Regions from separate parts of the Homo sapiens genome. Here region 1 is linked to region 2. Evidence: chromatin loops called from intact Hi-C (ENCODE). Cell type or tissue: Panc1. All regions are shown on one strand. Each heading gives the region's core, and the rest is flanking DNA. Links, peaks and the distances in the headings are about the cores only.

Region 1 (15,461 bases), core at 3,616-11,615, 500 kb before region 2:
TCTGGGTGTGTGGATGCTCCCTTATGCAGATGTGACAACAGAGGACATTGACAAGGGAGAACCAGGGCAAGCTGGAGGGTGGGGCCAAGTGTTGGTTAAAACTGATGGATTGGTTCATAATTCTATGCCAAATATTCCTTGGGAACTTCAAGAAGTATTTGAGAGATGGCGAACTGGAGTCAGGACTAGATTGCAGCTCTAACTTGGATGGACGGAGCAGTGTGAGGAGGCTTGCATCATGAATTTTTGCTCCAGAATGACTGCAGGAATAAATCAGGAAATCTGAGAGGTCCCACAGACCCCCTAAAGGAAGCGGGTTGCTCCTGCAGGACCTGGGAGACACCTCAAATACTGTACTGGTATCTACAGCTGAGAGACCCACAGATGGTTCATGTCACAGGACTCCATGCAGACAACCCCCAATAACATCAAGGGTTAGACCCAGAAGAGAGATAACAATCATTACAGCTCAGCTCCCAGGAAGCCACATCCATAAAAAAAGGGGGGAGAATACTACATCAAGGGAACATCCCATGGGACAAAAGAATCTGAACAACAGCCTTCAGCCCTAGATCTTCCCATCTGGCCTACCCAAATGAGAAGGAACCAGAAAACCAACCCTGGTAATATGACAAAACCATGTTCTTTAACACATCCTCAAAATCACACTAGCTCACCAGCAATGGACCCAAACCAAGAAGAAACCCCAGATTTACCTGAAAAAGAATTCAGGAGGTTAGTTATTAAGCTAATCAGGGAGGCACCAGAGAAAGGTGAAGCTCAATGTAAGGAAATCCAAAAAATCATACAAGAAGTGAAGGTAGAAATATTCAAGGAAATAGATAACATAAATAATTAATCAAAACTTCAGGAAAGAATGGACACACTTAAGAAATGTAAAACCCTCTGGAAAGTTGCAACAACATAATTGAAAAAGTAGAAGAAAGAAATTCAGAGCTGGAATTCAAGGTCTTCAAATTAACCCAATCCAACAAAGACAAAGGAAAAGGAATAAGAAAATATGAACAAAGCCTATAAGAAGTCTGGGATTATGTTAAACAACCAAACCTAGGAATAATCAGATTATGTTAAACAACCAAACCTAAGAGAAATCTAAAAGTTTGGAAAACATTTTGGAGAATAATTGAGGAAAACTTCCCTGGCCTTGCTAGAGACCTAGACATCCAAACACAAGAAGCACAAAGAACACCTGGAAAATTCATAGCAAAAAGAGCATCGCCTAGGCACATTGTCATCAGGTTATCTGAAGTTAAGAATCTTTTTTCTTTTTTTTTTTTTTTTGAGACAAAGTCTCACTCTTTCACCTAAGCTAGAGTGCAATGGCATGATCTCAGCTCACTACAACCTCTGCCTCCCAGGTTCAAGTGATTCTCCTGCCTGAGTAGCTGGGACTAAAGGCATGTACCACCATGCCCAGCTAATTTTTATATTTTTAGTAGAGATGGGGTTTCACCATGTTGGCCAGGCTGGTCTCGAACTCCTGACCTCTTGATCCACCTACCTCGGCCTCCCAAAGTGCTGGGATTACAGGCATGAGCCACCGCACCTGGCCTGAAAGAAAAAATCTTAAGAGCTGTGAGACAAAAGCAACAGGTAACCTATAAAGGAAAACCTATCAGATTAACAGCAGATTTCTCAGCACAAACCCTACAGGCTAGAAGGAATTGGGGCCCTATCTTAAGCCTCCTCAAACAAAACAACTATCAGCCAAGAATTTTGTATCCAGTGAAACTAAGCTTCATATATGAAGGAAAGAGACAGTCTTTTTCAGACAAACACTGAGAGAATTTGCCCCTATCAAGCCACTACTACAACTGGTAAAAGGAGCTCTAAATCTTGAAATAAATCCGGAAAATATATCAAAACAGAACCTCTTTAAAGCATAAATCTCACAGGACCTATAAAACAAAAATACAATTTAAAAAACAGAAACAAAAAAACAAGTATATAGGCAACAAATAGCATGATGAATGGAGTGGTACCTCACATCTCAATACTAACATCGAATGTAAATGGCCTAAATGCTCCACTTATAAGATACAGAATTGTGGAATGGATAAAAATTCACCAACCAACTATCTGCTGCCTTCAAGAGACTCACCTAACATATAAGGACTCATGCAAACCCAAGGTAAAGGGTATAAAAAGACATTTCATGCAAATAGACACCAAAAGCAAGCAGGAGTGGCTATTCTTATATCAGACAAAACAAACTTTAAAGCAGCAGCAGTTAAAAGGCAAAGAGGGACATTATATAATGATAAAAGGCCTTGTCCAACAGGAAAATATCACAATCCTAAACATATATGCACCTAACACTGGAGCTCCCAAATTTATCAAACAATTACTAATAGACCTAAGAAATGAGATAGACAGCAATACAATAATAGTAGGGGGCTTCAATACTCTACTGACAGCACTAGATAGGTCATCAAGACAGAATATCAACAAAGAAACAATGGATTTAAACTATATGCTGGAACAAATGAACTTAACAGGTATATACAGAATATCCCATCCAACAACTGCAGAATATACATTCTATTTAACAGCACATGGAAATTCTCCAAGATAGACCATATGGTAGGCCACAAAATGAGCCTCAATAAATTTATGAAAATCGAAATTATATCAAGCACTCTCTCAGACCACAGTGGAATAAACCTGGAAGTCAACTCCAAAAGCAACCTCCAAAAGCATGCAAATAAATGGAAATTAAATAACCTGCTCCTGAATGAGTATTGGGTCACAAACAAAATCAAGATGAAAATTTAACAATTCTTTGAACTGAACAACAATAGTGACACAACCTATCAAAACCTCCAAGACACAGCAAAGGCAGCGCTAAGAGAAAAGTTCATAGCCCTAAACACCTACATCAAAAAGTCTGAAAGAGGCCAGGCACCACCGTGGCTCACGTCTGTAATCCCAGCACTTTGGGAGGCCAAGGCGGGTGGATCACAAGGTCAGGAGATCACAACCATCCTGGCTAACATGCTGAAACCCCATCTCTACTAAAAAATAACAAAAAAATTAGCTGGGTGTGGTAGCGGGTGCCTGTAGTCCCAGCTACTTGGGAGGCTGAGGCAGGAGAATGGTGTGGACCCAGGAGGCAGAGCTTGTAGTGAGTGGAGATCGAGCCACTGCACTCCAGCCTGGGCAATTGAGTGAGACCCTGTATCAAAAAAAAAAAAAAAAAAAAAAGTCTGAAAGAGCACAAATAGACAATCTAAGATCACACCTCAAAGAACTAGAGAAACAAGAACAAACCAAACCCAAACCCAGCAGAAGAAAGGAAATAACCAAGATCAGAGCAGAACTAAATGAAATTGAAACAAAACACATACAAAAGATAAATGAGACAAAAAGCTGGTTCTTTGAAAAGATAAGTAAAATTGATAAACCATTAGCAAGATTAACCAAGAAAAGAAGAGAGAAAATCCAAATAAGCTCAATAAGAAAAGTAAAAGGTGATATTACAACTGATACCACCGAAATACAAAAGATTATTCAAGGCTACCATGAACACCTTTACACTCATAAACCAGAAAACCTAGAAGACATGGATAAATTCTTGGAAAGATATTTCCAGGACTCTCCTCCTCCTAGCTTAAACCAGGAAGAATTAGATACTCTGAACTGACCAACAACAAGCAGTGATATTGAAATGGTAATTAAAAAATTATCAACAAAAAAAGCCCAGGACCATACAGATTCACAGCAGAATTCTACCAGACATTCAAAGAAGAATTGGTACCAATCCTATTGACACTATTTCACAAGATAGAGAAAGAATGAACCCTCCCTAAATCATTCTATGAAGCCAATATCACCCTAATACCAAAACCAGGAAAGGACATAACCACAAAAGAAAACTACAGACCAATATCCTTGGTGAACATAGATGCTAAAATCCTTAATAAAATACTAGCTAACTGAATCCAACAACATACCAAAAAGATAATTCACCATGATCAAGTAGGTTTCATACCAGGGATGGTGGGATGGTTTAACATACATAAGGCAATAAATGTGATATACCACATAAACAGAATTAAAAACAAAAATCACATGACATCTCAATAGATACAGAAAAAGCATTCCACAAAATACAGCATCACTTTGTGATTAAAACTATCAGCAAAATTGGCATACAAGGGACATATCTCAATATAATAAAAGCCATCTATGACAAACCCACGGCCAACATAATACTGAATGGGGAAAAGTTGAAAGCATTCCCTCTGAGACTTGGACCAAGACAAGGATGCCCACTGTCACCACTCCTCAACATAGTACTGGAAATTCTAGCCAGAGCAATCAGATAAAAGAAAGAAATACAGGGCATCCAAATCGGTAAAGAGGAAGTCAAACTGTTGCTGTTTGCTGATGATATGGTCGTTTACCGAGAAAACCCTAAAGACTCCTCCAGAAAGTTCCTAGAACTGATAAAATAATTCAGCAAAGTTTCCCAATAATATATTATCTGGAAAAATACAAATTAATAATACAAATGGTGTACAAACTAATGTACGCAAACCAGTAGCTCTTCTATAGACCAACAGTGACCAAGCTGAGAATCAAATCAAGAACTCAACCCCTTTACAATCGCTGCAAAAAAATAAAATACTTAGGAATATACCTAACCAATGAGGTGAAAGACCTCTACAAGGAAAACTACAAAACACTGCTGAAAGAAATCATAGATGACACAAACAAATAGAAACACATCCCATGCTCATGAATGGGTAGAATCAATATTGTGAAAATGACCAGACTGTCAAAAGCAATCTACAAATTCAACATAATTCCCATCAAAATACCACCATCATTCTTCACAGAATTAGAAAAAAAAATCCTAAAATTCATATGGAACCAAAGAAAAGCCTGCATAGCCAAAGCAAGACTAAGCAAAAAGCACAAATCCGGAGGCATCACATTACTGATTTCAAACTATACTATAAGGCCATAGTCACCAAAACAACATGGTACTGGTATAAAAATAAGCACATAGACCAATGGAACAGAATAGAGAAACCCAGAAATAAACCCAAATACTTACAGCCAACTGATCTTAGACAAAGCAAACAAAAACATAAAGTTGGGGAAGAACACCCTTTTCAACAAACGGCGCTGGGATAATTGGTTAGCCACATGTAGGAGAATGAAACGGGATCCTCATCTCTCACCTTATACAAAAATCAATTCAAGATGGATTAAAGACTTAAATCTAAGACCTGAAACTGTAAAAATTCTAGAAAATAACATTGGAAAAGCCCTTCTAGACATTGACTTAGGCAAGGATTTCATGACCAAGAACCCAAAAGCAAATGTAATAAAAACAAAGATAAATTGCTGGGACTTAATTAAACTAAAGAGCTTTTTCACAGCAAAAGGAACAGTCAGCAGAGTAAACAGATGACCCAAAGAGTGGGAGAAAATCTTCACAATCTATACATCCGACAAAGGACTAATATCCAGAATCTACAACGAACTCAAATCAGTAAGAAAAAAACAATTCCATCAAAAAGTGGGCTAAGGACATGAATAGACAATTCTCAAAAGAAGATATACAAATGGCCAACAAACATGAAGAAGTGCTCAACATCACTAATGATCAGGGGAATGCAAATCAAAACCACAATGTGATACCACCTTACTCCTGCAAGAATGGCCATAATAAAAAAAAAATTTAAAAAAACGGTAGATATTGGCATGGATGCAGTGAACAGGAAACACTTCTACACTGCTGGTGGGAATGTAAACTAGTACAGCCACTATGGAAAACAGTGTGGAGATTCCTTAAAGAACTAGAAGTAGAACTACCATTTGTCCAGCAATCCCACTACTGGTTATTTACTCAGAGGAAAAGAAGTCATTTTACGAAAAAGATACTTGCACATGCATGTTTATAGCAACACAATTCACAACTGAAAAAACGTGGAACCAGCCCATCAATCAACAAGCAGATAAAGAAACTGTGGTATATATATATACACCATGGAATACTACTTAGCCATAAAAAGGAATGAATTAATGGCATTTGCAGAGACCTGGATCAGATTGGAGACTATTATTCTAAGTGAAGTAAATCAGGAATGGAAAACCAAACATTGTATGTTCTCACTCATAAGTGGGAGCTAAGCTATGAGGATGCAAAGGCATAAAAATGACACAATAGACTTTGGGGACTCAGGGGGAAAGGGTAGGAAGGGGGTGAGGGATAAAAGACTACAAATAGGAGGCAGTGTATACTGCTTGGGTGATGGGTGCACCAAAATCTCACAAATCACCACTAAAGAACTTACTCATGTAACCAAACACCACCTGCTCCCCAATAACCTATGGAAATAAAAAATGTTTTAAAAAAGAAGTATTTGAGAGACACATTGCTGGGAATTAAATGGTTCTGAGGGGGTTATTTGAATTAATGGACTCCTGTTTATATTCATAGGCTGATGAGGACTGGGGACATTGAGTTTGTTATTTTCAGTCTTTCCACAACTGCACCGCAAACTTTGAGGACTGGAACTATTCTCATACTTTTGTTGTTGTTGCTACCTGGAGCAGTGTCTGCACCTTGCAGATGTTGGATGGATGGATGGATGGATGGATGGATGGATGGATGGATGGATGCATGGATGGATACATGGATGGATGGATAGACAGATAAAAAGGCTATTCTGTTGATTCCTTGCCTTGCCTTGCATCCAAGGGATCTGGGGAGGCCACAGAGCACTGCATGGGTCAGTCCCAACAGCAATTAGTCTCTCTTGTTTCTTTATGCATGATAATAGCCCTCTGAAAGTGATTTGGCCCTCACCCAGGAAGGTGAAAAGAAAAATAACCACTGGTGGGTGGGTGCAGCCTCCCGGGCCTGTGGGTACAAGATATTCAAAGAACACTTTAGAAAGAACACATTCCATGAAAAGTAAAGCTGCTCAAAAGTACATGTCTATTGATATGTTCAATTTTCCTGATAATTCTGATATCTCAAGCATTGGCAGTCTAGATGAAAATGAGAAAGATGAAGAACCTTAGGAAGGCTTTCATCCTCCTTTACACAACACAGCTATATATGCTGATGAAGAATTATTCTCCTGACATTGTGGATTATCTATCTCTTCAAATCCCCCAGGAAACAAAGCAAAAAGAAGTTCAGACACTTCTGAAAATAAAGCAAGTGAAAACAAATCTGCAAAAATTAGTGCAAAAGGCCGGGCACAGTGGCTCACACCTGTAATCCCGGCACTTTGCAAGGCTGAGGCGGGTGGATCATGAGGTCAGGAGTTCAAGACCAGCCTGGCCAACATAGTGAAACCCCGTCTCTACTAAAAATACAAAAAATAGCCAGGCATGATGGTAGGCTTCTGTAATCCCAGCTACTTGGGAAACTGAGGCAGGAGAATCGCTTGAACCTAAGAGGCAGACGTTGCAGTGAGCTGAGATCACACCATTGCACTCCAGCCCAGGCAATGGTGCATGACTCCATCTCAAAAAAAAAAACAACAAAACAACAACAACAAAAAAAAACAGTGCAAAAAAAGCCAGGAAGAAAACACAAGCCCATTCATAATGACTGGGAAAGTACTGAAGAAAGTGATGTAAGAAGAAAAGCTAAATCAGCAGACAAAATGGGTACACAATGACACGAGGCTATTCCTCCAACTACAGCATCTTCAGAACTTTCAGAGAAACCAGCTGAGTTGATCACTTCTAAAAAGATAGGACCTCTTAGTGCCCAGCCCTCTGTTGATAAAGAGATCTTGGCAACAGAAATTTAATTGAAAACTCAGAAAAAAGGAAAGATGTCTTATGACAAAAGGAAGAAATCAAGAAGTAAAGCCATTGACTCAGATACTTCCAACATTGTGCATATTTGGTGTCTATAAGAAAACCAGTAACATCATGGAGTTGAATATTGTTTTGCCCACAGTTGAGAAAATCCTCCTAGAGTATAAACAAAGAATAGAATCTAAAATTTGTAAGAAAGCCATCAACACATTTTATTTTAACATTAAAAAGAACCCATCAAAAAGTTTAAAGAAGTCCAGATGTTGAAAAACTTGAAAAGGAAGAATGCTAAGATGATTTCAGATATTGAAAAGGCAACGTTTGATTGAAGTTTAGGATGAACTGCTTCCATTAGAGCCACAGCTGAAACAACTACAAACAAAATGTGATAAACTTAAGGAGAGAAAGTCTTCCCTTAGGAATGCAGCATATTTCTTATCTAATTTAAAATGGCTTTATCAAGATTATCAGATGTTCAGGAGAAAGAAGCAAACATAAAGGAAACGTATAATTCAACCAGCCTTCCAGCTCTGTTATCTTAACAATTTTGGGAGCTGAAAATCACCTGCAAAATATCAACCATCAATTAGAGAAGCTCCTTGACCAGAAAGAAGAAGCGCAGCCTACTAAAATGTGCCTATAGAAATGTTAGTTTCATGCTACTGTTACCTTCTGAAACTATACTTTTATAAATAATTTTTTTTGCAAAGAAGTATGGCCTAGTTATCAGAACCTAATATTTGTCATTCAAATTAAATGACTGTGAACAATGTTAAATGGCATCCGTTTTTCAAATAGTTTTAAAGGCCATGATCATCTTTTCTGGCTAATATCTTGAGTAATAAATTTTAAACTGTTGACATCATATCTTAATCAGCCCCAGATACAAGAGTTTTAATAAACATAAAATTATCTTGATGTGAACATAAACTAATTTTGATTAAGAAGGAGATTTCTACTGAATTTAAGTACACCAAAGCTAATTTTCGGTAAAACTGGTTTATAGAAGTAAAAAACAAAAATTGGAAAACAAAGTGATAAAACTTAGTTTATGTAAACAGGTTTAATGACAATATATTTGTTATCAAATCTCACAGACATCAGGCAAATTATAGCCTGGTGACATAAGTGTCCATAGTGAATTAGGTACTTGTATAGTACTTCCGTGATTAGTTTATCAGGAATTTCATCCATTTCACTGTTATAACTGAGAAGACTGTTCTCTGCAGCTTCAGCTAATTCGACATCTTCAGTAGCTTCTAAAATATAAGCATCTTCAATGCCATTATCCCAGTCAGTGTCAGCAGAAGCATCTGTTGACACCTTACTAGTTGATGGTTTATGAGGATTCTGGGTTTCATTGCTCTTAATTTCATCTGCTTCAACCCCCTCATCATTCATGTCCAAATGCCCATACCTTTTCCCAAATGGGCCATGTGTATTTTGCACTTGCTTATTCCTCTTCCGGTAACCTCCTCTACTCTTCTCAACCAAGTGAAGATGTCCTTCATAAAACTCCAGCTCAAGTGTCACATCTCAGGGAGTTCCTCCTGTTCCCACAGCCTCCCAAGGGCTCCCACAGTGGCCATCTTCCCTCTGATCTAGCTGCGATCTCCTCTATTGGATGGGTTGTTTGGGGGTCAATTTCCTTTGTTACACTTGTCAAAAGACAACATTACCACAAATGTATAGATCTAATTGGCTTTTATTCGTGATTGAATTGGGGCAGCCTCCATTCAACAAGATAGAATAAGAGTTCCCACTGGGCAATGGCAGAAGAGTGGGTTTTGTGAGGTGGGGATGAAGAAACAGAATCAAAGAGGAGAAAAGCTGATCGGTTTACATCAGGTTACTTCAGGCTACCTTTTTGTAAGGATTAAAGCAGAGGGGACTTTCTTATTTTGCTGATTTGGGTAGACTGGAATCTCCTGTTTTCAGGAAAAAAAAAAAAAAAAAGAAAGGTCTGTTTTGGGAGCTGTTGCTTCCTTAAAGTTTCAGTTTTATTATGTGGCATTTACTACGAGTGACTCCACTTTGATTTGGTCTGGTCTGTTGGGCCTAGTGCAGGAGCTCAGTCCAAAACAACAGCCTGGATCATTTTTGTTTAACACACTGCAGCTCCTGAAGAGCTGGACCGTGCCTTACAAGTCTTTTTGTATTCCGCACAGTGTCTAGCAGCAAAAAGTGCTTCACCCGGGAGTCCTCAGGGAACTAACTTGTTTTCCTGAACAAGGTGGGACTGCACTTCAGGGGACCTAGCGGGACCCCAGCGTGGCTTTCACTGCCACGTGGCGGCAGACCCATTGTGCAGGTTTTCATGCAAATGAAAAAGCTGCTGGGCCCCAGGCTAGCCAGCCAGAGCAGCTGAGCTAAGGTCCAGTTACCGCCAGGAGCCAGGATGTTACAGTGGCCACCATGATTATTAGTACTGGGACAACCGCTGTCTATGCAACTATTTACACTTTAAAGAGCTTTGATTTCCCTCAAACCACCCTCAATCTTGTGAAGTCAGTGGAACAGCAATTATTATTCTTATTTTACAGATGGGTAAACGGGTGAATAATACCAGTAACAACATCATCTACCACCACAAAAATAACAACAACCTCTCCTCCTCTTCTTCCACCTCCAGTCTCTCCCTTATCCTAACGATTGCATGCTTAATGTGTGCCAGGCAGCAGGCTAAGGGATTTACAAATATCGTATAACAGACTTTTGAGTTTTTTCCAGGCCTTAAAGCCAAGTGCCCATACATTTCAAGGCAGTGCCTATAGAAATATAATGTAAGCCATGTATGTAGTTTAAAATTTTCTAGTAGCCACATCTTATTTTAAAAAGAGATGAAATCAATTTTGAGATATTTTGTTATTCCAATATGTCAAAGATATTATTTCAACAACTAATGAATATAAAAAATATTAATAAGATATTTTACATTATTTTATTTATACAAAGTCTTTGAAAGCTGTTGTGTCTGTTACACTTAGTACAATCCCAGTTTGGATCAGCCATACTTCGAAAGCTCATTAGCCATATTTATGTAGCCAGTGGCTGCCATATTGGATGGTACAGTTCTAAAGAAAGGAATTTGGCCATCTAGGCAGGCCTTGCCAACTGGAAATCTCCAACATGATTATGAGCCTTATCCCACCATTCTGACCATTTGTGAGAGAAAGTAGGGGCTGGAGAAAGAGAGCTGGGGAGTGAGGATTTCTTTGAGAAGAGTTGTTGGAGTGCTGTGTGATTTCCTTCCCCTGCCCATAGAGGAGAGGAGGGTAGTGCCCTTCCTCCGATTTCAGACAAGTAAGGGAGGCTTCATGAGTTTATACAGTACAGAAGCTGATGCCTGACTCATGCCTGGAGAATCCAAGAGGTGAACCTGGCTGGAGATGACTCTGATGTCAGAATAAGGAGAGAGGACTACAGAGTGAATTAGGTGGATTGTGCTGATAGCCGGGCAAGGGCCATGCCCTCCATGGGACATTAATCAGCTTGAGGGATCCAACCCAGGGACCTCATGCCACTACAGAGAAGCTTCCTGGAACGTATCAAAGGATCAGGGGCTTCAGGATGGGAGCAGTTGCATCACTCACAGCTGTGGATGGTATAGTAAGGGAGCCCCGGGTAGTGGGTCTCTGAGAAACCCACGAAAAGTATTCCATGAAAGAAAGAGCTAGTACTTTGGCATATGCTACCTACAGGGATCTAAAGCTGGATTACAATATTATGTATGGAAGGCCTTGCTCTTTTCTTCAAATCTTGTTTCTCCCTGCATGTGACCCAAGAGAAGGCCTAAAATCACAGTTTGAGCAAGGGGAAAGCAATGGAGCAAGGAAGGGACAACACTGACCACGGCCCTCCTTTCCTTCTGTGGCTTCTCCAGTAGTGCAGATGTTATATGAGGGCTGGGGCAGGCAAGCACTGAAATTCCTAGAGAAGGATCCGAGACTATGTGGCCTCAGCTGGGCCTTACCCTGTTGTTTGACAAGGCTTTCATTTACTTTGGTGACAATCATTTATCTCATGAACATTTACTGAGCACTCAACAATGGTAGCTGCTGTTATTACTATTCTAGCCTTTATTTGGGTTAAAATGTATTTTAATAAATTTTAATGGCACTATGAGGTTAATATTGGAAGAGGTATAATACAGGTAGATTAATTAGACATCTCTGTTGTGAACAAAAGAAATCTAACTCAAGCTAGCAAAAGTGAAAAAGTTAATAGAGTGGCTCATATAACTGAGAAATTTAGAGGGGATTAACATCAGTAAGTTTGATCCAGGAACTCAGACAATATTATTAGAATTATTTTTCTTCAATAGATATTTTTTTCCTTACTTCTCTTCGTGTGAGGATCATGAACTCTCTTATCATAAATGGCTTCTCCTGCTGAGCTGGGGAAGATGGCTGTCCATTGCTCCAGACTTGCATCTTTCCAATACTGTAACCCATGGGCAAGATAACACATTTCTGGCTAGTGGCTGCAGGAATGTTGGCCTGACTCATTCCAGTGTCCACCCTTTGGAGTTGGGGATCAGAAGAAGATGCGGTATGGCAATTGACCACATCTGAAACACAAGGATTGGGGGTAAGTTCCCTGGAAAATATGAAGGTGCTATTGCCAGAGGTGAGATGGAGGTGCAGGCTGAAGTAGTGAAACTCCATTGTCCACCACCTACTCCAGGGAATGAATGCAATGTGCCATTGGATCACAAATGAGGCTGTGACCAATATTGCTTTCTTATTTAGCACCTTTTAGTTATAGTACAATAATAAAAACAATAATAAATTTTATTTTTGATTTCTATAAGTCGGTACTTTACTTTCTATAGCAGCTTTATATCACATCAATGGCATGTGCTTTGTTCAATCAGATATGTGTATCTGGCATGAATTTCTTCACTTTTTCCTCAAGGAATTCCTGACATTCCTTGTCAAATACCTCACTTGCGTCCAGATACATTTAGAATATTTGATTTCCATAACAGTCTTCAGCTGGAAATTTTCTATTGGCCCCTGCAGACCTGCTTTCCACCCTGTCCACACTGCTCTGTGCCCCAGGAGCTGACTGCATGGATTACATCAATGGCTTTTTGGCCCTCTGGTTGGATTTTCAGTTGAGTTTGGTCAATGGAGACAAAGGAGATTGGAAGGAAAGAGAAGGATGAGTTTGGAATTTGGGATATCTCCAAATTCCCTTAATGCAGGGTCACTTCTGGCTGGGCAAGTGTCTCTGCATTTAGTCCCTCTGTTTACACGCTGCTAGTTCCAGGGTTCAGGATGCCCCCACCCCTTCATGCTCAGAGGTAGCAACATCCCCACTGTTACTAGCCCAGGATTCTGTACTACTCCTTGTAATTTTTGTACATCGTGTTCATCTTTGTATATAGTCCCTTTATACAACTTTCTTTTAATGTCATCCTAATTTGAGTACGCCATCTGTTACCTGCCAAGACCCTGCCATAAAACCTGTCTGGAAAGCAAATGAAAATTAGTTGGCTGTGATTGCCCTTGGTGAACTGCACTGATTACTTATAATTGTTGCTTTCTTTTCTACAGGCCCACAGACCTTTCTTTTTACCTATTCCATCTAGATTCTTGTAGAGAGCAAAAGTCAAGCTTAGCAGCCTGTAGTTTCTGGAACATCCTTAAAAAAATACCTGTGTTTGCTGGTCTCAGTTCTTCAAGATCCTCTATTCTCTAAAGTGCCCTAGACATTTGGCCATTTCACCCTGTTAGTGTTTCTCAGTCAGAATAACCAAGGTTATGCTGTGATAGCAAACAATCTCCGATACTCAATGGCTTAAAACAAAAACAGGTTTCTTTCTCATTGCTGCTATGTATCTATCATGCATTAGGAGGGAGCTCTGCTCACAGAAAACACCCAGGGACCCAAAATGATAGCACTGACACAATTCAAATGGTGCTGATTGCTGTGCCGCCAGAGGAAAAGAGAGCACTGGAAGGTCTTGAATAGACAATTAAATGCTTGGCCTGAAAGTGACACCAAACGTGTCACATGGCTTCATTCCGTAACAGGGGGCTATGAAGGTAGTCTACTGAGTGCCTGTCTCTTTGTGGGGAATGTAGTTATTTCAGGAATATCTCTTACCTTTCCAATCAGGTTATAAGCTCTTTGGAGGGCAAGGATTTTTTTGGTACTGCTTTCTCTTAGCTTATGTCAGCATGCAAATCATGTGATCACCCACTTGAGGGGCAGCTTGTCCAACTATGATTTTTAAAAGTGAATGACATATGAAAGCAGGAAAGCGTGCTACACGTTATGCTGTTTAGCCAGCAGTTGCTAAGGTTTTGTTGTGTTTGTGTGTTTTATGTCATAGTAAATACTAGTTTTTCTTATAGTAAAATCTCATACAAGAGGTAAAAACTATAATACAAAAACAAAAATGTATTTTGTAGATGCACTGGTTGTACTATCAAGTTTATTTTGAAATAAATATACAATTTTTTTTGGAATCAACACAATGCCTAGCACATATTAGGCTAAATATTTGTTGAATGGATGAGTAAATATCATTATCTCTGCTTATTCTCTTAGCCTCATATATCAGCTTTTTCTTATGTTGCCAGGCAACAGAGAATGTATGTTGATTTTATGGTTAGTACAATATGGAGGAGCTGAACTATGTGCAAGATGATGCCAATAAGTGAAGTAAAGAGGGTTCTTATTGAAATACGAAACAGTAGAATCCGGACCAGAAGGGCCTTTTATTATAAAGGGGGTTAAGCAGGAGGCAGAAAGCCACGTAAGCCACACTTACTATTTGTTGGCCTTTGCTAGCCTTACCTATGTCACTTCAAGTCCCCTGGCTTCCTCAGCCTGAGAGTATAAAATATGATTGAATTAACATTGAATCTCACATCATGAGAGCTATGAGTCCCACCTGCTCACAGAGGAGTTTCAGGTGCTCTCATAGTGACCCCCAGTTATTTCTGCCTACCTGCGCTCAGGTGTGAGTCCATTCATGCTTTTCCACTCCTGCCTGCACACTGCTGCCTGGAAGCCATCCTGTCCCTGCTGATGGTGCCCTTGGTTTATTGTACTGCTCTGTCAGGTGCAGCTGTCTGTCTTCTGTTGGTGGCCCCCTAAGCCTTCAGTGGGGGTCTGGTGTGGTGTGAACACCCTCTCCTCAACTCTGAGTCACACTGGGTCACCTGGCTCTTAAAGCAGCAGCACAGATGCGTTCGTGAACAGAGTATCCTCAGCCTCTGACTCCATGCCCCGACCTTCCCCATCCTCTGCCCCACTCCCCAGCCAAGCTAACTCTATTCCCCTCTATTCCCCGTCACCTCTGGCACACCCTACCCCAACTCTCCACCCCTAGCCCTGGTTGGGGATGGCACAAAATGAGTCCCTCAAACTAGACCAGGGATCTATCAGCCTTTTCTTCTTCCCACCTTGGTTCTCATCGTCCCCTTTGCCCCACCAAGGGCCTCTCTACCCCATCCACACTCTCACTAACTCTCAGGATTCTTAACTCCAGCCAATGGATCCTTGGGCAGTGTTAGCTAATTTTACTTGCTAAGGAGCAGCCACAGACCCAGCCAAGAATCCTGTGCACTTTCAATATTCCATTTAGCCCTGCAAATTAGGCAGTTGTTATACCAAGAGGTCACTAACAT
Region 2 (15,461 bases), core at 3,774-11,773:
GTTTTTTTTTTTTCTTGTGTGGTATATTAAATGTGAATCCAGTTTTTTTTTTATTACAGTTAACTTAGCCCAACCCCACTTGTCGCACAATCTTTCCTTTCCCCCTAATTTGAAAAGCCTATTTTGTATAGTCCTTATCTATAGTTTCTGGGATCTCCAGTCTGTATTGCTGATTTATATTTCTATCTTACCTGAATATCACGCTATTTTGTCTATCATGCTTTATCATATACTCTGGTATATGGTATGGCTAGATCAACTCTCTGCTAGAAAACGGATACAAATCTAAGTCCCAGGTAGAAAGATGAAACCAAATTAACAAAATATATCTTGGAAGACATGGCATATACAAAAGCATAAAAATTTTTATGACAGTTTGAACAAATTAAAGCACTCCAGTCCTATCTAGCATTTTCTAAGGAAAACTCATATAGATTCTTATTCATTTAATTATTTTTATTATAGAATAAATACTTTGAAGTGATGCTTAATTAAATTTGAAGGTCAAAGGAAATACAAGAGCTCCATGTTCATTTCTTAGATTAAGTCATTTACTTCAACAAACATTTGAAGAGAATCCATGGCATGCCAAGTTCTAAGCCAGACATTGGGATATAGCTATGAGCACGGCAGAAATGGTCCTCACTCTATTGGAACCTGATGGGAAAGGCAGATATTAACAAAAAATTCCAAAGCAAGAGTGAGTTCAGCATGCTATGGGGAGGTAGAATAGGAGTTCTAAGCAATTTGGGGAGAGGTCAGGAAATACCTCCTCCAGGAAATGTTACATAAATGGGGTCAAGGAGGGATTCTCCAGTCAAGGATAAGAGAAAGCTGCAGGGCATATCTGAAAATGCTATCAAATTGTTCTCAGGCCCTTATAGATTCAGATTTACTCTATCACCCAAGATAAGTCAGCCATGTGACCTCATAGTCAGGAATTGGCCGCCCCACGTTTCCCACACCTTGAAACACTTACCAGGGTCTAGAGGGTATCTCGCTTCAGCTACAGATTTGGATACAACAGATTGGGCCAAAATGCATTTACTGAGAATGATTTCCACAAGGCCTTGGTCTCAGATGGTTACACCCATTGGCTGGGCAGGTTCCAGGGTAATGTGTTAGGGTGGCAGTTGGTTTGGTTTCTACAGCTCTGGATTAGAACTGGTTTTGTCCCCTTAGATTGTCATTATGAATAGTCACCCATGGGGTACAGGATATGAATGACTAATCTGGCCCCAAATCACCTACTTAGGAAGACAGGAAGGCAATAGATGGAGCGGTCAGTCTCTATGACAATGGAAGAGGAAACCTGCCTCCCAGGGGACTGCTGGACCACCCCAGAGGACAGCTGCACCCAGGTGCCAGTGCTGTCTGCTCAGCAGTTACTAGAAGGCAGACCAGAACCCCGTCCTGTGAGTCCCTAGGCGAGGTAATGCCACACCTCCATAGACTGCAATCCTTGTGTGAACCAGGTCTTTAAAGAAGCTGCTAAAATCACTGACCTACATGCCAGAAAATGCACACGTGGGAAAAGGAAATTAAATCCCCTGATTTGTGCCTAAGTAGCTGATGATGTCATTGCAATACTTTAGCAGTTTATAAAGACTTCCTAATAAAGCATCTCATTTGATCCTGACAGCAACACTGCAGGTATGTATTGCTAGATGAAGATATTGAGACTTGAAGAGGGTGAGCAACTTGCCCAAGATCTAAAGCTAGAAGTGGAGGAGTTCAAGTCATCATACGCATATTTGTTCAGTCGGCCCACTGGACACCTAGGTCCTGGGGTACAGCTATGAAACACAGAGTTCCTTCAAGGAACTCCCGGTCTAAGCTGGGGAGAGGGAACAGTGAGGAAGTGATTACATTCATGGGGTCTGGCTATGGAGACCTGCGCAGAGTGGGAATCCAGCGCTATGTATCTGCCTCAGCCGAAGGCAAGACCTGCGCAGAGTGTGGGAATCCAGCGCTATGTATCTGCCTCAGCCGAAGGCAAGACCTGCGCAGAGTGTGGGAATCCAGCGCTATGTATCTGCCTCAGCCGAAGGCAAGACCTGCGCAGAGTGTGGGAATCCAGCGCTATGTACTTGCCTCAGCCGAAGGCAAGACCTGCGCAGAGTGTGGGAATCCAGCGCTATGTACTTGCCTCAGCCGAAGGCAAGACCTGCGCAGAGTGTGGGAATCCAGCGCTATGTACTTGCCTCAGCCGAAGGCAAGACCTGCGCAGAGTGTGGGAATCCAACGCTATGTACTTGCCTCAGCCGAAGGCAAGACCTGCGCAGAGTGTGGGAATCCAGCGCTATGTACTTGCCTCAGCTGAAGGCAAGACCTGCGCAGAGTGTGGGAATCCAGCGCTATGTATCTGCCTCAGCTGAAGGCAGGCAGAAAGGCTGCTGGAAGAGGTGACATGACCTGAGGCTTGAAAGATGAGTGGGCCCAGCATTCTCAAGCTTGAGGTGTATTACAATCTGGAGGGATTATTAAAACAAATTGCTGGGTCCTACCCCAAGTCTCTAATTCAGCAAATATAGGGTGGGGCTCAAGAATCTGTATTTCTAACAAGTTCCTAGAGGTTGCTGATGCTGCTGGTCCAAGGACCACACTTTTCCAATCACTGAAGAGCTTGCCCAATAGATGCAAGTACAAGTGGAACCTGCAGCTAACCTGCAGGTAGACTGGCCTGTCAGGGCCCAGGGAGCTTCTTAGGTAGCAGGTAGTGTGGGATAAGGGAGGGGGTGCATGGGAGGCAGCACCAGGACCTTGTCAATCGACGGATGCCAAAGCCAAGGCTCAGGCCAGGTTCTTCTCCACTCCTGTGGCAGAACCTAGACTGGCATCAGGCTAAAATGGAAAGTCCATTCAGGAAGGCTTTTCCTCCCACCTGTCCCCTTTCTGATCTCCATACGATCCTACAGTACTTCTCTCAGTAACACTAATGGTAATAAGAGCTCTAGGGCCAGGCAATGGGCTAAGTACTGTCTGCAAGCTAGCTCATTTGAAATTCACAGGAACCCTTTGGAGTAGACGTATGTGATCACCATTTTAAAGATTTGGACACTGAGACGCAGAAAGGTTTGATAATCTGCCCAAGGACACACAGCTGTAACAGGTGATACCAGAGCCCAAGGGGCCCAGTTCCCCAGGCCCCAGTCGGGTCTGCAGTCATTGCTTTCTGGTGCCAGGTGAGGGCAGCCAGAAGCAGCTGGTCCCAACAGAGGGCACAGGGACTTCCAGACAGCTGAGGCAGACCAGCTGCCAGCTGGACTGAACAGAACAGTTGGTCTCTGGCCAAGGATTCCCCATGATTAGCAGCCTTGGGGTGCAGAGTCAGGCCAAGCTGCCTTCAAGCCTCAGCCCCCTCCTAGCTGTGTCTATTAGTTCATTAACCACTTATTCACTTTCATGGCCTCTCTATGAGACAGGATAATAATTCTAACCCCACAGGATTGTCATGAGGGGAAAATGAAATAATATGGGACTGCCACCCGCTGTGTGCTTTGCGAATGTGACTCTTTCCTTTCCAGCCACTCTGAGTGGTTGCTGCCATGTATCTCACATGGTCCCAGCCACTCCTGAGAATCTGTGTGACACAAAGAGAGAGGTTGAAGAGCGGCCTCTGATAGCTTAGACTCAGGATGTTATTCCCAGCAACTGGGGGTGTCGGCCAAAGGTCTCTGACTCTACAGCTGGTCCCTGCTTCCCAGCTGTGAGCTGATGGGTACAGTCTGGCGCTGGACAGTGCCTGCTATTGGCAGCCTTCTGAGGGCAATAGAAACAGGAAGCTGGGGGAGATGACCCCTCTGATGGGAGGTTGAGGTGCAAGGATCACTTGAGCCCAGAAGTTTGAGGCAACAGTGAGCCATGATCACACCACTGCACTCCAGCCTGGGTGACAGAGCAAGACTCTGTCTCTGAAAGAAAAACAAAAAGAGAAACTGGATAGGGTGGTAGTATATGGTTCTCTCCACATTTGTTCAATGGATGGGCTCAGGACAGAGAAGGGTATAAACCCACAGTGGCCAAAGGCAGAATTCAGTGGGAGACCACGAATGTGGATACTCTCTGTCCCTCTCATTCTTCATAATCCAGGCAGATTTCCCTCAGAGTGAGGACCAACCCCCAGAACTCTAATATAATGGTCTCTGTATTTCGTTTCCAGGAGAGCAGCACCTTCAGCTGAATTTTCCGTGGACAGAACGCGCCATTTAATGTCCTTCCTGACCATGATGGGCCCTAGTCCCGACTGGAACGTAGGCTTATCTGCAGAAGATCTGTGCACCAAGGAATGTGGCTGGGTCCAGAAGGTGGTGCAAGACCTGATTCCCTGGGACGCTGGCACCGACAGCGGGGTGACCTATGAGGTGTGTGTGTGTGCCTGGAGTGGTGAGTGGCTCCTTGCCTACCCGCTTCCTGAGTGTCCTGGACACAGAGGGGATCTGTCCCAGGCTCTGTCCTAGGTGAACTTTCAGTCTGGCTGGGGAGGCTGGCATGGTCGCATCATCACATATGGTGTAATTTGGGCTCTGGGAACTGTCTGTGCAGTGGCCAGGAGAGCACGGAGAGGGAACTGCTAAAGAGCAGTTCCCAGGTGAGCAGGGGACAGCATTCCAAAGCCATGACTGCAAGAGCGAAGGTTTCTGGACAGCTGGGCTAAGGAGTTTGCATTCTGTCCTGAATGTCATATTTCTCTGATATGATCTATTGCATTGAAATCTGGAGCCATCAGAAAACCAATGGGAGAACAATCTAGAACAGACATCTGCAAACTATGGTTTGGAAGACAAATCTGCCCTACAATGTGATTTGTCAATAAAGTTTTCAAAGCCAGTTACACTCCTCCAAGTACATATTATCTGCGGCTGTTTTCTCACTACCACAGCTGAGTTGAATATTAGCAACAGACACAATATGGTTCACAAAGCCTAAAATATTTAGCATCTGGCCCTTTACTAAAAAAGTTTTCCAATGCCGGGTCTATTAGAAAGAGTTTGGGATTCAGGCCAACCTGGCTCAGCCGTTTCCTAGCTGGGATGGCCTCTCTGAAACTTGGCTTCTTCATCTTAGCACAATCCTACCATGGACATGGAAGAATTTTAAAATATAGTTCTAGAAATTTCTCAGCACAGTATGTGGCATGAACACAATTCCATAAATATAAATAGTAGTTATGCTTGTTAAATTCCTATCAAGGACTTTGCTCTGATCCATATAACAAATGGCTTTTGTGGGTTTTCCCAATTTTATTTCTTACTCTCTACCTCTGTATGTTTTCTTGCAGTCACCCAACAAACCCACCATTCCCCAGGAGAAAATCCGGCCCCTGACCAGCCTGGACCATCCTCAGAGTCCTTTCTATGACCCAGAGGGTGGGTCCATCACTCAAGTAGCCAGAGTTGTCATCGAGAGAATCGCACGGAAGGTACTGGGTTAGAACCCACTCTGGCATCGACCTTTCCCGGTAGGAGTGCCAGGGAGATTGTACACCCTTCTGCTCTAGAATCATAGAGTCACTGGCAGAAAGCACCTCAGGATATGGAATTCCTGGGCCTCCCCAGGTTTCTAACATGCAAATTATTTCATAAGATGAAAATAAGCAGGCCAGGCACTGTAGCCCATGCCTGTAATCCCAGCCCTTTGGGAGTCCAAGGTGGGCAGATCACCCGAGGTCAGGAATTCAAGACCAGCCTGGCCAACATGGTGAAACCCCATCTCTACTAAAAATACAAAAATTGGCTGGGCATGGTGGCAGGGACCTGTAATTCCAGCTACTCGGGAGGCTAAGGCAGGAGAATTGCTTGAACCCTGGAGGTGGAGGTTACAGTGAGCCAAGATTGCGCCATTGCGCTCCAGTCTGGGTGACAAGAGCAAAACTCCATCTCAAAAAGAAAAAAGAAAAAAAAAGAAAATGAGCAAAATTAACTCAGCAGTGAGGCCCAGTGCTCAAATGAACAATTTGATCCAGGCAAATTGCTTTCATTGTGAGTTCTGCAATTGATTACTAATATCTGCCATGGGCCAGGAACTGGGGAGTGGTGGTACCCAAGTTATGTATTTATCATCCCTGGTTAGCCATTCCTGCTTTCTTGGCATTTCTTTCTCAGGCAGATTGTAAATGTTGGTCCAGAACTTTGCCATGGCATACGATTTGTATACAGAATGGCGATTAGATTTTAGTCCTCTTTCACCTTCCCCCTACACATTCCCTTCTTTCTCTCATGTGAGCCCTCCAAGTAAAATTCCTTTTTCAGGGTGAACAATGCAATATTGTACCTGACAATGTCGATGATATTGTAGCTGACCTGGCTCCAGAAGAGAAAGATGAAGGTACGTTGTTTTCTTTTGTTGCAGGTGGCAACATAAATTGACATAACCCTTTGAGAAAGCAATTTGCTAACCTGTTTTAAGAACCATAAACCATGTGCTTTGACTTGGTAATCATATCTCTGAGGATTTCTCCTCAAGAAATAATCAAAAACAAGGCCAAGGTTAGGCCCAAAGCATAAGGGAATTGGTGAAGATATGACATCAGAATATATACTCAACAACATCAGGCCTTTAAAACAATCATGTAAATCTCATTTTAATGGGCTTCGCAGGATTCAGACCACTCTCTGCTTCGATTCTCAGGCCAGCCTATGAGGCAGGTGTGGATACATTCACTTTCCTAGCAAGCAAAGAAAGGCCCAGATCCTACAATCAGGAGGGAGCGACAGAGTCATGGTTCAAGCTCAAGTTTTCTTATGGGATCTGGAGCCAGACAACCTGGACTCTCAGTAGACATGTGATCTTGGGCAAGAAGCTAACCTTTCTGTCTCAGTTTCCTCAACAGTCAAATGGGGATAATAAAAGAACTTGCTTCATACAGTTGTCAGAATTAAATGGGATAAAACATGTAAGGCTCTTAGAATGGTGCTGGTACATGATGAGTACTCAATGAATAGCAGCTGCTCTTATTCTTACCATGACAACTGTGTATGGGATCATTGGGAAGATGAAGCCATGGCATGTAAATAAGCCTTGAGCTTTTCAAAATTACCTACAATGAGCCTGCATGTGTCTGGAAACAATGCCAAGATGAGGGACTGAAAATGAGAAGACGTTCATGTGTTGAGAGGAAGGGATAATAAGAATCATTCTGCTTATTTAGATTAGATATTTATTAGCAAGATGTTAAACTATTATCTTTAAAGGGAAGTGGATGGCTGCTTCCATCCCAGGAGCACCCAGGCTCACTGAAGTCAGTCTGGCAGCATGGCTTTTCTTGTCCCCAGATAAGCTGGTATGGGGAGAGGGCCAGTGGCAGCTCCCATAGGTTCCCAGGGAAAACATGTCAAACACTCTTTCCAGATGACACCCCTGAAACCTGCATCTACTCCAACTGGTCCCCATGGTCCGCCTGCAGCTCCTCCACCTGTGACAAAGGCAAGAGGATGCGACAGCGCATGCTGAAAGCACAGCTGGACCTCAGCGTCCCCTGCCCTGACACCCAGGACTTCCAGCCCTGCATGGGCCCTGGCTGCAGTGACGAAGGTGAGGAGACAACCCAGACCAGCCAGGGGCTGGCAGGAGTTCAGGAAGGGAGGGTCTGCCTAGCAGTCAGACAGTGTCCCTGGTGAGGGCACAAGGACCCTGACAGTAGATGTCAGTGGGGTCCACCTTGGGCAAACTCCTATCTGCAACAGTGTCTTGAGGGCTCTGAACACAGAATCTCTCTTATATCAAAGGAATTCTTGAGATTGACCACCCCCTCCTTCTTTTACTGAAGAGCTAACAAACATAGATACAACTTATGACAAGTTACAGATAACACATAGCCTGCTTCTGGGCCTTAACTCCAATCTCTTCTTAAGGAGCCTGTTAACAGTCAGCCCAGATTGAATCTAGATCCATTGCCCTAATTCTGTCATTTACAGCCCCTCATCTGTGTTCCACCTCAGCGTGAGTCAGAGCACTCTCACTTCTTTGTGTCAGGACCTTTGGGCTGATTGCAGAAATTCTCAGTCTATTTGCAACAGTGCAAAGGTCAGCCTTTAAGTATAATCTTGCAACACCTATATCATGATGGCTCAAGCTTCAAGATTGCACTAAGCTGATTGCTGTGCAAAGGTCAGCTATCTGCTTCCCAAGCCATGACCCCTTTCTCTGCCTGATAGATCTACGCTATTCTGCCCTGATCTTATAGGATGCCATAAGGCAATGGGAAGGCACTGTATAGGCTGGACTGGTGTATGGCAGGGAAAAAAACCACTTCCAAGCCGAGGATAAAGAAAGCAAGCTTATCCCATGCAGGTCATTAATTCCTTGGCTCTGCCTAGAGGGAGGCTCTTAAACACCTCTCCCAGTGTTGCACTTTCACGATGGTTTATTGCTAGCTCATTTTGCCCACAATAAGCACTTTGGAGGGGAGTAAACCCTCCCCGTAGACTAAGTCATTCCTACAAACAGGCGGGAGGAAAGCTGGGACTGGCCTGTCAACATTGAAGCCTCTTTCTTGGGGCTGGGACTGGGGAGCTAAGCTGAGGAGCTGAGGTCCTTAACCTCCCCTTCCACAGGGAAGGATTGTTCCTCATACAAATGGATTATGATTTATCTTAAATTATATGTAGATTAAATTATATCTTATCTTAGATATATGCGTGTACATTTTTTAAACACCATCCTTTCCATACAAGCATCTTTCGAATGTATTTTCATGAGATAAAGAGTAATTCTGAGTGTCCCATGCACCTGGAAAAGAGGCATTTCCTCTTAGAGAACTTTGCCAGTTTAAGGATTTAGACCTCTTAGGTGTGCAGACAACCTCAACTGCCTGACTCCTCTTGATTCCCGCTGGCGGGAAGTTCCCACCGCGCAGCCTGGCAGGCGCCCCTGCCACCGTGCACTGCTGCAGCGTTCACTCGGTGTGTTGCAGACGGCTCCACCTGCACCATGTCCGAGTGGATCACCTGGTCGCCCTGCAGCATCTCCTGCGGCATGGGCATGAGGTCCCGGGAGAGGTATGTGAAGCAGTTCCCGGAGGACGGCTCCGTGTGCACGCTGCCCACTGAGGAAACGGAGAAGTGCACGGTCAACGAGGAGTGCTGTGAGTGGGGGCCCCGGGCGGGCAGGCGGGCAAGTAGGTCGGGGAGGCAGCAGGTGCGACTCCAATGCCGCTGGCCTCCCCAGCTCCCAGCAGCTGCCTGATGACCGAGTGGGGCGAGTGGGACGAGTGCAGCGCCACCTGCGGCATGGGCATGAAGAAGCGGCACCGCATGATCAAGATGAACCCCGCAGATGGCTCCATGTGCAAAGCCGAGACATCACAGGCAGAGAAGTGCATGATGCCAGAGTGCCGTGAGTGAGAGCGGGGGTGGACTTGGAGGAGGCCACTGGGGACAGGCGTGGAGGGCCATGGCATCCACTATTACCACCATAAAGGTCGGAGGCTGAGCAGAGGAAAGCATGGCCCATGGTCCTTGCTGGGCACTGCTGGGAGCCAGATGAGAGACATAGGTGTGTAGACATCAACCAGACCCAGAGAGAGTAACCTCCACTGGGGGACATTCTAAGCAATGCTGGGGTGGCAAACTGGTGGCCTCTGGATAGAGAATTCACCTGCAGCTGTGTTTTATAGGAGTGTCTTTCTTGCAGTGGTGGGGAGGAGGGCCAATACATTTAGGCGGGACATACATTACCCAGGTCCAGCCCACTCCTCCCACTCCTGTTGTACATTGGACTTGGCTGATCCCATAAAGCATGACCTCCCCTGCTCTGTGCACAAATGCATATGGGCCTGCCCACACATTAGTATGCAGATGTATACAGGCACACAAGTATATACACATTCTAGGGAATTCAGGACAATGTCCAAAAATGCATCCCTGAGCCTCTCCTTTAGTGCCTGATTCTTAGTGAGTGTGGGATGTTTCTGTCTCTAGGAAGACCCTGCTAAGATCCTCAGTGGCCTTTCTAGTGGGGACTTATGTAGTCATATTGCTACCCTCATGTCATAACCATCGGGGGGGGTCAGCAGGGAGATGAAAGAGAGTGAAAAGAAGAGCAGTAGGCTGCTGAGCCACTTCTTGCTCCATAGATTTCACTCTTATTTGAACCCATGGGCCAATTCCACTTTATTCCAGGGGCCAAAGCAGGGGACTCGGTGTGGAACACTGTGGGGTCAGGGAGATCAACGAAAACAAAAGGAACCTGTTCTCAGTGGCAAACCTGGTTCTTGATCTAGACACCATCCCATGCTTGCTGTCCCCATGGTCCGAGTGGAGTGACTGCAGCGTGACCTGCGGGAAGGGCATGCGAACCCGACAGCGGATGCTCAAGTCTCTGGCAGAACTTGGAGACTGCAATGAGGATCTGGAGCAGGTGGAGAAGTGCATGCTCCCTGAATGCCGTAAGTCCTGGAGCTCCTCAAGGCCCATCACTTCTATGTTCCTGAGTCCAGGGAGCCCCGAACCAGCCAGTGCTAATACTGCTAGATCCTAGAATAACATGGTTTGCTGGGGAAGAGTTTGGGGTTTGGCTTTCAGTGTTTGCAGTTACTTAAACACTGCAGTCAGTTTCATTAATAAAGTGAGAATCCCACTACCGTCTACAGAACACCCAAAGTTAAGGTTCCTGTGAAGTCTAAATGACAGACACATACGAAAAACAGCACAAAGCTCAATAAACCTTAGTTCTTTCCCTCCTCTCCCCCAACAATTATAGGCTTGCCTGACCCATGGATTTTCCAAGCATTTTAATTCTATTTTCCCTGTGACCATTTTAATTCCCCATGACCAGAGGCTGGACATTAAATCAATGACTCCTGCAGACTGGTAAGAAAACCAGCAAGAAAACAAGCCAAGTTCTCAAAAACTCACCCCACCCCGCTCCACTCCCAGTCCTGTTTTCCAAAGTCTCTGCGATCAGCTGTTTATATTACATGGGACTAATCTCCAAGCAGAGCAAGCCAGTTTCCTTGGCTGGTCTTCCAAGAGCTGCTTTTTTGGGTGGTAAAAGGGCAGGCACACTGGCTGTGGCTCTGGCCCCCTCCAGCATGTACTTGCAGTCGTTCATCCTCCCTCCCCTAGCTAGTAACCTTCAGCCGATGACTCAGCACCTCTGTTCCTCAGTTTCTCCATCTGTAAAATAGCAGGAAATACTTCCTAGGTTGCTCTGAGGATGAAACCAAGTAATTGGTCCAAAGTATGAGCACTGGACATGGCAAGGATAGGCCTTACTTAATCCCTGCTCCATGCTCCAGCTCCTGGGTTGTTTTAGGAGACTCAGCCATGGGTGGAGGTAACTTGGACCACCCACTAGAGAAAGCCTGGGGTTTTCAGTAACTAAGATTGGCCCATGGTTCAGGCCAGCTCACCAGAGTTGGGGCCCCATAGCCTTCTGACTTAGAGTGCCTGGGGTCCACTGAAGTAAGGGAGAAGAAAATGAAAATTTATGGAGCACTTACAGGGCTGGGAGCATCTCATTTAATCCTTACAACCTAATGAAAAAAAAAATACCATGATCCCCATTTTGCAGATAAGAAAGCTGCCTGAGCTTCCACAGGCGGGATAAAAGAACTGAAACTGTTGAACTAAATGAGGACATCTAAGTCCACCACCCTGACTTTGGCCTTGCAAGACCAACAGAGAGCTTGGAATAATTTACCTCCCTGGGACACATCCTGACAGTCAAACTGATGTGTTATTTTCCTTTCACATTTATGAGATGCTGGCTTAGTAAGAATTTACTGGATCTCGATAAACCATAAAGCACCACTTGCTCCTGACCCTCTTCTCTACTGAATGTCCCATTTCTGGCTCCTGTGTTTTTTGCATAGACCACCATATATAGAACACAGGATGATGTTGAGAATGAAAAGCTGCCAGGGTGTGTTAGAACCACAATGTCCTTGGTATTGGTCCACAAGGGTCAGCCGCCTTTAGCTTGTTGACTTGTTCTCTCCAAAGAGCAGCAGGGGGCTTGCTGGCCTTGCTCTGAAAAATATCACCAGTGAGTTTGGGACTGTGGGAAGCTATTCTGTACTTGAGGCTGATCTGACAATATTCTAGTTCACAGAGCAGGGCAAGAGGCTCTGAACACATCCTGAAAGTCCTCCAAAGCCTTCTTGAGTCATAGAGGGAGCATAGAATGGGTGATGACCTGGCACCAATCCTGCCTCTGCTGCTTACCAACCACACGGGCTGAAGTCAGCCTGCCTCTTTGGAGCCTCAGTTTCTTCTTCTGTAAAATAGCATGACACAGCACCTGCTTTGCATCCCTCATAGGCTTGTTGAGATGTTCAAAGGAGAGCGTGACCATATCTTGTTTCAGACATGTGATACACTCATGCCCATCTGTGTCTTGCCAGCCATTGACTGTGAGCTCACCGAGTGGTCCCAGTGGTCGGAATGTAACAAGTCATGTGGGAAAGGCCACGTGATTCGAACCCGGATGATCCAAATGGAGCCTCAGTTTGGAGGTGCACCCTGCCCAGAGACTGTGCAGCGAAAAAAGTGCCGCATCCGAAAATGCCTTCGAAATCCATCCATCCAAAAGCTACGCTGGAGGGAGGCCCGAGAGAGCCGGCGGAGTGAGCAGCTGAAGGAAGAGTCTGAAGGGGAGCAGTTCCCAGGTATGGCTCCCAAGTGTCAGCCTGGGTGGTCTCCAGGACAGGCAGGGTTCTGCACTGGGCTAAGTCTTGGACCTGTTTAAAAAAAAAAAAAAAAAAAAAGTCGGGGAGAGTCTGCATCTTCTGGAGTCTTCAGGCCACATTTTGATTCTTTAGATCCAAGTTTGTTCCCAAATATTGAGCAAGCATAATTTATAAAGGAGATTGGCGGTGGGGGTCATTTATCAAAGAACATTTAGATAACCTAATTACCTGCCAAAAATAAATTTTCAAGCAAAGAATCTTTAGGAATTACAGTTCCTTCTTTACACACATATAAAACCAATAATGTGTCCAACTTTGCTCAAAGTCAGTTATGACTTAGCAACACCATTCACTCCTTGCAAAGAGGGAAAATGATACAGATGTGTCAAAGGAGTCTTGTCTTGTTCATCATTTAGGGAATGTTCCTGAGAACCTCCCAGAACACATCATCTTCCATTTTAAGGGTGTGGCTCAGACAAGGCAGCCGTGGCCTGAGACTTTATGATTTTTTTTTGCAAGGCTAACCAGAAGTTTATCAGCAGTGTCATGTCAGCCTTGAGTTTTATTTCCCCAAATAATATTGATCCAAGCTGACAAATAACTAATAGAACAATGCACCAAGTGCTCAGGGAGCTGAGGAATGAGCATCATCTTACATTGACTGGAGTTCAGGGAGATGTCAGAGCAGGGAAAACTAGAGTGGGTCTTGAAAAATCTAGAGGAGTTTGCCACTTAGAAAAGTACATTCCAGGCCGGGCACGGTGGCTCATGCCTGTAATCCCAGCACCTTGGTAGGCCAAGGCAGGCCAATCACTTGAGGTCAGGAGTTTGAGACCAGCCTGGCCAATATGGTGAAACCCCATCTCTACTAAAAGTACAAAAATTAGCCGGGCATGGTGGCGCACACCTGTAATCCCAGCTACTCAGGAGGCTGAAGCAGGAGAATCACTTGAACTGGGGAGGCAGAGGTTGCAGTGAGCCAAGAGCACACCATTGCACTCCAGTCTGGGCAACAAGAGTGAAACTCCGTCTCAAATTAAAAAAAAAAAAAAAGAAAAGTACATTCCAGGCAGCAAGAATAGTCATTACAAAGGCACAGAGATGCCAAAGACCATGATAGGTCCAAGTGATAGGTCCAAGTGATAAATGGGATGCAGATGAAGCACAGAGGACAAGGCAGGCAGGAAACCAGGCTGGGAAGGCAGGGACCAGACCACACAAGGCCAGTGGCCCACCAAGGATTTTGGGACCTGATTCTGTAGGTGGTTTTAAGCAAGAGGGTGACTGTATCAGACCTGTGTTGACTGATTTGGGGATGGCAAACAGACACAGAGGCCAGATAGGTTTTATTTGTAACCCAAGAGAAAGATTATACATCCCCAAACTCCAGCTTAACTTCAGAGTTCCAGGACTTCAGAAGAAAAAGAAAATGCCTGCCAGGGACTTCAGTGCTGAAGGTGCCCATGTAAAAAAGTGAAGATTAACATGTACATCAAGTTTTCTGATTTTTAAAGGCCTATTCTTTTTGAAGCATGAGGATCTCCTTGATGGTTCAGGATCCTTATGATTAGGGAGCTGTTTGCATATCAAAGTGCTGTCTGTTCTACATGGTAGTCAGCCAGTCAACAAACATTCATTAAAGCCTACTATGTGGCAGGTACATAGTTGTACGGTACATTCCTCCATGACTCTTAGCTGTAGTGTGGTTAACAAATATCTCATGTGTAACCATAAATGTGGTGGGTTCTATAAAAGAGGAATCTAGAGTGCTATGGAAGCAGTAATCAAAAGATCTAACCTAATTAATCTCTGGGGTCAGGGAAGTTTTCTTGGAGAGCAGCATGTTTATGCTGAGTAGGAAGAACAAAAATTGTACTTCTCTATACTTAGCATTTGGGAGCCAAGTACTTGGGGAGTAAGGCATAAGAGAAAGTGGTTTAGTGTTCCTTATATGGCTGCTGCATAAGCCATCCCAAAACAGTCTTTTTAAACAATCACTTAGCAAGATTCTGTGGATCAGTGATGTGAACTGGGTCCACTGGATGGTTCTTCTTGGGTCTAGTTTGGACTCATTCATGTGGCTACTACTAGCTGGTGGCACAATTGGACCAGACCAGCCTCACCTGCGTATCTGGGGCCTCATGAGATGGCTGGGGCTTCTCTGCACATGGTCTCTCCAGTGGTCTAGCCAGGCTTGCTTACATGGTAGTAGAAGGGTCCTAGCAGCTTTTAGGCCTGTTTTTGCTCATGTCCCATTGGCCATGGCAAATCATGTAGTCAAGCCCAGATTCAAGAGGTGGAGAAACAGAGTCTGCCTTTTGATGAGAAGAACCGTGAAGCATTTGTGGCCATTTTTTTGCAGTCAGTCACATACGACCTAACTGTCCCTAATAACGACTCTAACCAATCATTACATACTTGAGCAGAGGAGGAGCCCAGACAAGCACATTTCACAGTTCTACTAGAGTTCAGCATCCCTGTTCCGTCCCGTTTCTGCGGGCCTAACAAGGCATTCTCATGCTTTCAGGTTGTAGGATGCGCCCATGGACGGCCTGGTCAGAATGCACCAAACTGTGCGGAGGTGGAATTCAGGAACGTTACATGACTGTAAAGAAGAGATTCAAAAGCTCCCAGTTTACCAGCTGCAAAGACAAGAAGGAGATCAGAGCATGCAATGTTCATCCTTGTTAGCAAGGGTACGAGTTCCCCAGGGCTGCACTCTAGATTCCAGAGTCACCAATGGCTGGATTATTTGCTTGTTTAAGACAATTTAAATTGTGTACGCTAGTTTTCATTTTTGCAGTGTGGTTCGCCCAGTAGTCTTGTGGAT

What was found. Hi-C counts contacts between places; a loop is a spot of excess contacts. Peaks named below come from ENCODE experiments on the same cell type or tissue, not always from the same donor. Only the 100,000 strongest peaks of a DNase experiment are listed, where the experiment ranks them.
Region 1: it touches region 2 in a loop (6-fold over the local background); 2 of 110 quality-filtered maps call a loop at or near these places.

The regions. Positions count from the first base shown.
Region 1 is chr11:13,749,143-13,764,603 of GRCh38, forward strand. It overlaps the pseudogene CENPUP1. Among named protein-coding and RNA genes, the nearest start is that of LINC02548, 28 kb to the right of the region's middle. RefSeq lists an enhancer at 12,062-13,261. In Panc1, for the core only: no CTCF peak of the experiment used is centred there; no DNase peak of the experiment used is centred there.
Region 2 is chr11:14,250,366-14,265,826 of GRCh38, forward strand. SPON1 (spondin 1) reads left to right here. Exons shown (of 16, transcript NM_006108.4): 8 at 4,163-4,364; 9 at 5,282-5,422; 10 at 6,252-6,327; 11 at 7,351-7,533; 12 at 8,915-9,085; 13 at 9,169-9,336; 14 at 10,223-10,387; 15 at 12,347-12,610; 16 at 15,159-15,461. The coding sequence ends at 15,322. Among named protein-coding and RNA genes, the nearest start is that of RRAS2, 100 kb to the right of the region's middle. RefSeq lists enhancers at 8,527-9,051, 9,052-9,575. In Panc1, for the core only: no CTCF peak of the experiment used is centred there; a DNase peak (open chromatin) is centred at 8,116.